Linked DNA regions of Homo sapiens: region 1 is linked to region 2. A link is a contact called in ENCODE Hi-C or POLR2A ChIA-PET data. All regions are on one chromosome and are shown on one strand. Each heading gives the region's core, a stretch centred on a gene start or an enhancer-like site at or near the end of the contact. The rest is flanking DNA. Distances are from core to core; before and after follow the strand shown. Region 1 overlaps MYH9 (myosin heavy chain 9). Region 2 holds the start of APOL2 (apolipoprotein L2).

What was found. Hi-C counts contacts between places; a loop is a spot of excess contacts on that map. ChIA-PET counts read pairs that join two places held with the same protein, here RNA polymerase II (POLR2A). Pooled maps may share reads with other maps.
Region 1: a pooled map shows a loop between it and region 2 (8-fold over the local background). The contact joins the enhancer-like site here to the promoter of APOL2 in region 2. A Hi-C loop is called at or near these places in 2 of 37 single-sample maps with no recorded cell type and 10 of 50 pooled maps. POLR2A ChIA-PET finds 5 or more read pairs at or near these places in 11 of 52 experiments (AG04449, CD4-positive, alpha-beta T cell, CD4-positive, alpha-beta memory T cell and 8 more).

What each region holds. Positions count from the first base shown.
Region 1 is chr22:36,327,390-36,332,027 of GRCh38, forward strand. It overlaps MYH9 (myosin heavy chain 9), which reads right to left. Exons shown (of 41, transcript NM_002473.6): 4 at 72-99. Among named protein-coding and RNA genes, the nearest start is that of MIR6819, 43 kb to the left of the region's middle. RefSeq lists enhancers at 369-998, 999-1,628, 1,607-1,856, 3,519-4,148, 3,648-4,638 and 3 more. Within about 2 kb of position 1,427, at least 36 of the 41 ENCODE cell types and tissues checked have a DNase peak (open chromatin) inside an H3K27ac peak, as active enhancers do; they include CD4-positive, alpha-beta T cell, where a contact is called at or near this core.
Region 2 is chr22:36,237,338-36,242,096 of GRCh38, forward strand. It overlaps APOL2 (apolipoprotein L2), which reads right to left and starts at 2,190. Exons shown (of 5, transcript NM_030882.4): 1 at 2,104-2,190. RefSeq lists enhancers at 1,117-1,631, 2,169-2,418, 2,429-2,478.

The sequences.
Region 1 (4,638 bases), core at 177-2,676, 89 kb after region 2:
CAGTAGGAGACCTCAAGAATGAGAACAGACTGGGGTGAAACGAACCACTACCCAGACGGAGAAATACTTACGTGCACAAGATGGATTGATCTTCTCGGTCTGAAACAAAGAAGACATCAGATTAACTCCCGCCAGATGCAAAAGCCTCCCCACCTTGCTCCCAAAGAGCTGCCCGTTTCCCAGACAGGGAGCACAGTGTCACAGATGCTGTCTTTGTGGGGATCTCGCAGTCTACCCTCACACCTGGCTAGGAGGAGCATCTTCGGGGGAGAGTGCCATTGGGCAGCTGCTCCTGCCGCCCAGGAGCTCAGATTGTCCACCCACGCTGTTCAGCCCCCACCAGAAAACCAGAAATAGTTCTGTGTCTCCCACCTTAGAGGAACTAGTGTGTGGAAAACTCTCCAGGAGTCGACTTCCCTGGGAGCTGAGTGGGACCTGCCCTGTGTGTTTATAACGGGGTGGGGGGCTGAAGCTGTTAGAAAGAAGCCTGCTGCAGGTGCTCTAAATACCATCCCCACTGAAGGAAGGAGCACCATTTAAGAGGCTGGGGAAGGAGGGGTGACGAGGCCTGGCTTTGCAACGGGACAGCCCTGGGATAAGATGCTGCCTCACAGCCTGAGACCCGGGACAGGTGCGCAGGCTTCTCTGAGCCCCAGCTCCCTCCTCCGCAGCGTGGGATAACAGTACTTGTGTCCACAACACATGTGAACACACCAGCACGGTGTCTGGCAAGTGGAAGGCGTGCAATGATGTCACTTTAGAGGCAGCTTGTAAAGAATGACAGCTTCTGATGGGTTTCTGTGACAACCTGTTCTCTAGCCGGGTGTCAGGAACTTTCAGCAACTATCAACAGCTCTATGAACTGCTCGGCAAGGAAGGTTATAAATACCCACCCTCCCCCAGTACAGGAGGGGCAGTAATGCCCACACTCTGAAAGCTAAGTTTGCCAGAAACACTAAGGCATCCTGGCTGTTCAGTACTGGGTATTCAAGCAACAGCTGAAAATATAAACTCATTTTTTTCCGTTTTATCCCGCCCCATCTAATAGCCTCACCGTCCTTGAAGTCAAATTGGCCTGAATCCAGGATCAGGCTACTTACAAATATTTGAGCTGCAGTGAGGTATTTAATTCTGAGTCTCAGTTTCTACATCCACAAAGTAAGATCTGCTACTAACTCCCTTGCAGGATTAGTTTGAAAAATAGAAATAACACATAAAATGGACCTGCCGCAGTCCCTGTAAAGACAGTAAGCTCCACAAACGGTTGCTGTCTATACCGACTTCCCCAACGCGACGTCGCCACGATGGGTGGCAGTGGCGTTGTCAGGGCAGTGGGAGCATCCGTGGCTGTTGGTACAGTATCAGCCCTGGGTGGAAACACGGATTCAGCGACGTGTGAAGGACACACTGAGTGGCTCGCACCACCTGGTCAGGGCCCTGCGTGACTAGGCACTGGGAGAATGACTCACGGCTTTCCACGTGCATGGCCTCAGGAGACACATTTAACCGTTCAACACCAGTAGCCACCGACCAGCTAGGCTGCCTGCCTCTTCCGAGGTGAGCTTTCTAGCATGCCTGACCTCAGCAGCGTGTGGGGCTGGGCACTGCCTCCAATCTCTTCTTCTGCCCACTGGTCATTCAGGAGGGAAAAGGAAGCCCAGACAGAAAGAAGAAAAAACAAACCTCACACCCAACACCAATGGCAGCTGCCCCTGCCCTGGGCCGCAGCTTCCTCCCAGCCCCCTAAGCATCAACGGGGTGGGGGCGCAGAGGGGCTGGGTCACTCTCATTCACAAACACACCCCACACCCTGCTCTCTGATGTGGAAACTACTCAGGAGGCAAGCTCTAGGGGAGGCAAGCCTTACTCCCCCTTGCCTTTCTCAAAAAACACGAGTCCTTCAAGCCTGCACAGCGAGGACAGAGATTAGAGACCTGCATCCTCGACTAGACAGACGGGAAGACAGAAGGGAGGGAGGCGGCAGGAACCACAGCCTGGGGAAGACAGAGCAATTTCATTGCTGGCCCCTAACGACAGTGTGGCAACCGATAAGGGTTTGGAACAAACATTTTTGTCATCCCAGCCCCCTGCCCTCCCCCACTGCGTCTCCCTGTGGTCTGCCCCAGCTGTGGGCATGTTTAGTCACCGGCTCTACTAGCAGGCAAGAATGTACCTGCGAGTGCTGGCAAGTCGTGAGCAGCCAACGGCCCAATGCTACCATAAAAGGAAACATTCCCCAACCCTTCCAGAGGAACCGTTTTCCCAGGGCTGTCCCTAGGATGGCTGGAATTCCTCTAATTGTGTGAGGAGGAGTCAGAGGCTCTGCTGCTGAACAACAGGAAGCAGAGCCCCCAAACACACTCGAGGGCATGCACACAGAGGCGCACGCACGCACAAGGGCATGGACACACACATAGACACGCAAGCATCTGTGCATACACAGTCACATATGGAGGTAGGTGTACAGAGGTACGTGTGCACAGAAATACATGCGCACACACGTGTGCAAAGCCATATACATAGATCCACACAAGGCACACAGCTGCACACGCATTCACAGATGCATATCCACAAGCACAAGTGCAAACACAGGCACGCAAGGCACATGTATTCACAGGTGAATGTGAACATACATGTATGTACATAGCCATGCACACACACGGATGTATGCACAGGCACACACACTTCAAATTCCGAAACCCCAGAGCCAAATTCAGTGTCTCCTCTCCATCCACCCGAGCGTCCCTAGCTCTCCCACTTCTCCAGCCTTCCCCGTCCAATTCCTGAAGCCAATTTACCACTGTCAACACAGCCTAACCATACCTTAAAGAAATCTGGATTTGTTCTGCCAGGAACATTCATCTGGACAAATGCTTTCTGAAAGGCAAACTGCTGGGAGGCCTCCTCATTGCATCTCTTACCGCACTGCTTAGTATCCTAAATCCACCGGCCGGATGCACCACGAATCGTACCATGGCCCCATGCAACCGAAAAGGTCTTTCCAATGCTCAGGAAGGGTTTTGGTCTGTTATCTTGTGTGGCCTCCAATAACCTTACAAGGTATTGTATTGTAATGTACAAAGCAGGTATTATCATCATTGTTTTGCCATCTTTCCACACAGCGGTTCTTCTGGATTTGTTCCTGATCTCAGAGGCATCTCTTCTGGGCAGTGGGGTGGTTAGAATTCTTAGCAACCAGTGGGCTCTTTGGCCTACTCAGTTTACTCTGCAGCCCACCTCCCCACCCTATGCATTCTAGTGGAGACTGCCATTGGCGCCCACCCCATCAACCCTTCCCCGCACTGTCATCTCACAGGATGAGCACATTCAGAGTCCGGCCCAATCTGCTTGTTTTGGCTCGAGTCCTTATTTGGCCTGTAAGGACTGAAGGCTTATTTGAAAACGCCCTTCCTTCCTCTAAACGGGAGGAGGCCGCCAGGGACAAGCCTCTTCTGGGACACGAGCCCCCTGCCAGATGAAAGTCTAGCCGTGGTAGGCGCCTGAACCCACTGCCCCAGCCCCTCTCTTGGTGAGGGTGGGGTAGAGATGGGGTTATGAGTCACTCTGCAGTAGTTTTCAGACTTTTCAAAAAGCAGCGGCAGTCCTTCCTCAGATAAAATCTTCCCAAATTCCTGAGCAAGGGACAGTGGGTGGTGGAGACAGGGTTCCTCAGAGCACAGTTTGACAACCACTAGTCCATGTGTCTGGAGCAGTTCTGCAAAGGAGGAAGCCACAGCCGAGAGCGCTGTGGCCCTGGGTTCCGCTCTTCCCCACGCAATGCCTGGCCCCTTGACCTCTCTGGGAATGAAGGGACTGCTCTGAGGATGGAAGGAAATGGTGTTCCTGTCGTACACGGTGTGAGGCAGATGCCCAGACATGCCGTCCTCACCCGCCTGCTGTCTCGGAGCTCCCAACTGAGCAATTCCCTGGCACCGCCACGAGAAAGTCTTTCATAAAAGTTACAAATTCAGGAACCAGGCCATTTTCTCCCTGGATTTCATTTTCAACCGAAAATGTCCTGAGGCCAAGCCCATGCAGTGAGGGCATCTGAGCTGATGTGGCCATCTACCTGTGGACAGGTGTTTCCAGCCAGCTCAGCAGGCTGGGCCCAGGAGGGAGGAAGGGGAACCTGACCGCAGGTATTTCATCCCAGGTGCAGACTTCTGCTGGGGGCTTAAGCCTCACTTCCTCTGTGAGAGGAGCTGCAGCTCACTCTTGTCCATAAAAGGCCACGAGGCTCGCAGAGCGGTGACATCAGCCCAACAGGAAGTACAGAGGAAGGGGCCTGCTTCACCAGCAGCCACTGCTGGGACTGACTCATCACCCAGCTCCCAAGATCACACCTCCCGAGGTTCCAGCATGGAGCAGCTCTCTCGGGCTCCACCTGGGAGAGGTCCCTGCAGGACCCCATCTTCGGCTCCACTGGGCTTCTTGAGAAATGGGTATGGGCCAAGAAAGAAAAACAGGAAAAAGGGCAGTTTCAGGTTGGACAACATGCCCACGTTGGGTGAGACTGATGGGATAATCTGAGACAAATGGGACCAAAACTTTCCACCACCAGGGAGTCTTCTGCTTTCAGGGAAACTCCAGAGTGGCCCCTGGGGGGTGGCTTGCTATATGTGTTGGCACTGTGAGCCC
Region 2 (4,759 bases), core at 940-3,439:
CCTCCAAGTGGTTGTGGGGCATCCTCCTTGGGCAGGGAAAGAGGAGTCGAAATGATTTCCTGAGAAATCGTCATTTTCATTTTATTTTTGAGAAACTGTCTTGCTCTGTCACCCAGTCTGGAGTGCTTTGGGGCTATCACAGCTTGCTGTAGCCTAGAGCCCCTGGGCTCAAGTGATCCTTCTGCCTCAGCCTTCCAGGTAGCTGGGACTACAGGCACACGGCACCATGCAGGACTAATTTGTTAATTTTTCATTTCAGAGAGACAGCATCTCCTGTGTTGCCCAAGCTGTCTTGAGCTCCTAGCATCATGTGATTCTCCCGCCTCTGCCTCCCACAGCACTGAATTACAGGCCTCAGCCGTGGCACTGCACCCTTCTGAGGAATCTTCAGTGAAAAGCCACGGTCAAGTTCAAACCCCATAGCAGGGCACACAGGCCCTCTGATGCTCTGGACCCCACCTTCCTCACCGCTCCCTGCCACCACAGTCACCTTAGGTCCAGGCACCCACTGACGCCCTGCTTCGGTGCCTCCTGGAGCCCATCTACTCCTCCCACTCCCATCCCCAGCCTCAGGCCTTCACTCAGCTGCTCCCTCGCCCTGGAATGTCCCCCCCACTGTCCCCACCATGTGCAAGTCACCTGTCCTCAGAGACCCACCCAAAGCTGCCTGGTCCATGCGGCGGCCCCCAACCCTCCCCAGGCTCCCTGAGCACTCTGCTTTCCAGAGGGAGCTCTACCTGTATGTGGCTCTTTGGGCCTCTGTCTCCCCTTTAGACTCTGAACATTCAATGGGGACACTGTTGTGTTCCCAGCTGCACCCCCTACGACTGACCTGGATGCCCTCCGCCCTCCCTGGCACAGCCTGGCTGAAATCCCAGGTGCAGGAGGCATTACTTGAACTAAAAGCAACCAGCCTCTGGATGACATGGCCCAGCTTCAGTTTCACTTTCAGTTGAGAAATTGAATTTAATTTTTCTTTCTATCTTGATGGGCATCTCTTTTTGGTGAAGAACAAATAAGACCATGACTCATATTTCACAGAAATTACCCCCCTGATTTCATGGACTTTTGGCAGCTCTATCAAGTTTTTTAGAGGGGAAAAATCTTAGGCTGGGAGGGGAGGTGACTTGCCCAGAGTCACACAGCTCTTGGAGGGCAGAGGGGAGGCCAACATCTGCCCTTGTGACTCTGATATTGAAGCAAAAATGGGTGATTTTAATAATCCAACAGTGTCCAGGTTTGATTCTGCTTCTACAAACACAGAGACCTAAGCTCTCACTCCTGTAGTTATACTCACAATTCCACAGTGTGGCTTTTGAATCTCATGATTGCAAAGCTGGCATCATGCCACAGGTACCATTCTGCAATGCGACCTTCTCACTCCCCTGTCTCAGCCATGTTTCCCATTAGGGACACAGCACAGCCTGTTTCTTCTCTATCAGCTCAGAGGTCTGAACAGAGGGACAGAGGTGAGGGCCAGAGACGTGAAGTCCTATGATCTGCCTGCTCAGCCTCCTGACACGGGACCCTGGCAAGTCATTCCCCTCCCAGGGCCTCAGTTTCCCCACAGGGCCTGGCACAAGTAGGTGCTCAGACTCAGGGTGAGTGAGACAACCTCTGAGTTCCTTGTGTCTCAAAAGAAATCTGTTGTTCCCATTGGGCTTCAGCAGCAGCACCCTGGGGCCAGCCTGGGTGTGGCCCGGCCACAAGGACATGCCGGGCTCCAGGTCACCTCCCCTCCTCCACCTTCTTTGATTCCTTCAAATTTCCCAAAGAGATGGGCACCCCCAACACCTACCTTTCTTCTGGGGTCAGCTGGCCGTGTCTGAGGGTGTCAGAACCAGAGCTGAGCCCGGGGAGCTTTGTGAACCCATCTAAGCTGTTTTCCCCACCTCTCTCTACAGTTTACCCGCCCAGCAGGAGGGAGGGAGCAATCAGACTCAAGCCTGGGTGCAAATCCCGGCTCTGCCACTGCTTTCCTGTCTGATCTGAACCAGCTACCTAACCTCTCTGAGCTTATCTACAAAAGCTGAATGATCCTTCCCTTATAGAGCTATTGCAAGAATAAGGACATGGGGGTAGATCACACTATCCCCAACTTACCAAGGGATCTTCCTCTGACAGAGACTGAGCAAGATCCAACTGTTCTGAGCTGTGTGGATCCCACGTCCAGCTGTGCATCTGTGTAATAACCAGACACGTCCTCCGGCCTCCCAGATATACCCTGGAATTCGAAAGGGAAAGTGAAAGTCACAACTTCCCAGCAGCTCATGACCAAGCACAGTAAACACGCTGCTCCCCAGCACCACCTGCAGTCCAGGCCCAGCCTCCTTGCTGCTGCACTTAGAGGAGCAGCCGCAGACCAGACATCCGGGTCCCTCTCATCCAACCCACCTGCCTCACATCCTCAGGATTCAAGGTCTGCTGTGTCAGCTGCCCATGTCTCAGGCAGTCAGAACCAGAGTTGAGCCTGGGGAGTTTTTTGAACCCATCTGAGCCGCTTGCCCCCCAACCCCCGCCCCGATCTCTGCAGTTTAAGGGCACAGCAGGTGGGGGAGAGAAGTCAGACTCAAGCCTCAGTGCAATTCCAGGCTCTGCCCCTGTTTTACTGTCTGATCTGAACTAGTTACCTAACCTTTCTGAGCTCAAGAAAGACCTGCCACTGACTGACCGTGGGGCTCTCCAGATTACTCCCCGTCCTTCCGTTCCCCCACATTCCTCAGATGCCTGCCTTACTCCCACACATGCCATCAGCATCAGCACAGTCCCCCACACATGCTGGGTGGATGCTTATTGCATATTTATTGTAATGCTTCTGAGGTTATGTTTTCTGTTATGTTTTTGATATAGAGTCTTGCTCTGTAGCCCAGGCTGGAGAGCAGTGGCACAATCATAGCTACTTCAAGTGGCACAATCAAGCCATCCTCCCATCTCAGCTTCCGAGTAGCTGGGATTACAGGTGCCTGCCACTACACCCAGCTAATTTTTTGTAATTTTAGTAGAGATGGGGTTTCACCATCTTGGCCAGGCTGGTCTTGAACTCCTGACCTCAAGTGATCCACCTGCCTTGGCCTCCCAAAGTGCTGGGATTACAGGTGTGAGCCACGGCGCCCAGCCCATTGTATCCTTCTTGTGACTTTGTGTCTTCATAGCTTAGCTCCTACTAATAAATGAGAACATACAATATTTGGTTTTCCATTCCTGAGTTACTTCACTCAGAATAATGGTGTCCAACTTCATCCAGATTGTTACGGATGCCATTATTCCCTTCCTTTTTACAGCTGAGTAATATTCCATGGCATATACATATATAGGGGTGTGTGTGTGTGTGTGTGTGTGTGTATATACACACACATTTTCTTCATCCACTTGTTGGCTGATGAGCATTTAGGTTGGTTCCATATTTTTTCGGTTGCAAATTATGCAGCTATAAACATGCATGTGCGAGTATCTTTTTTATATAATAACTTTTCTCCTCTGGGTAGATACCCGGTAGTGGGATTACTGGATCAAATGGTATTCTACTTTTAGTTTTTTAAGGAGTTGCCATACTGTTTTCCATAGTGGTTGTACTAGTTTACATTCCCACCACCAGTGTAAAAGTTTTCCCTTGTCACCATATTCACACCATTTTAGCTAGGCTGGTCTTGAACTCCTGACCTCAAGTGATCCACCTGCTTTGGCCTCCCAAAGTGCTGGGATTACAGGTGTGAGCCACTGCACCCTTCTATTCTTCTTTGATTTTTAAATTATGGCCATTCTTGCAGGAGTAAGGTGGCAACTTATTGCAGTTTTAATTTGCATTTCTCTGATAATTAGTGACGTTGAGCACATTTTCATATTTTTTTGGCCATTTCATTTTGTATATCTTCTTTTGAGAATTGTCTATTCATGTCCTTTGCCCACTTTTTGATGGGATTATTTTTTTTTTCTTGCTGATTTGTTTGAGTTCCTTGTAGAAACTGGATATTAGTCCTTTGTCAAATGCACAGTTTGCAAATATTTTCTCCCACTTTGAGGGTTGTCTGTTTTCTCTGCTGATTATTTATTTTGCTGTGCAGAAGCTTTTTACTTTAATTAGGTCCCATCTCTTTATTTTTGTTTTCGTTGCATTTATTTTTGGGTTCTTGGTCCTGAATTCTTTGCCTAAGCCAATGTCTGGAGGAGTTTTTCCGATGTTATCTTCTAGAATTTTTATGGTTTCAGGTTTTAGATTTAAGTCTTTGATCCATCTTGAGTTGATTTTTGTATGAGGATACTGTTTCATTCTTCTACATGTGGCTTGCCAATTATCCTGGCACCATTTGTTGAATAGGGTGTCCTTTCCGCACTATACGTTTTTCTTTGCTTTGTCAAAGACTAGTTAGCTGAAAGTATTTGGCTTTATTTCTGGGTTCTCTATTCTGTTCCCTTGATCTATGTGCCTATTTTTATACCGGTACCATTCTGCCATTATGTACCTTTTTTTTTTTTTTTTTTTTTTTTTTTTGAGATGGAGTCTCTCTCTGTCACCCAAGCTGGAGTGCAGTGGTGCGATCTTGGCTCGCTGCAAGCTCCACCTCCTGGGTTCATGCTATTCTCCTGCCTCAGCCTCCCGAGTAGCTGGGACTACAGGCGCCCACCACCACACCTGGCTAATTTTTTTTTTTTTTTTTTTTTGTATTTTAGTAGAGATGGGGTTTCACTGTGTTAGCCAGGATGGTCTCGATCTCCTGACCTCGTGATCTGCCTGCCTTAGCCTCCCAAGGTGCTGGGATTA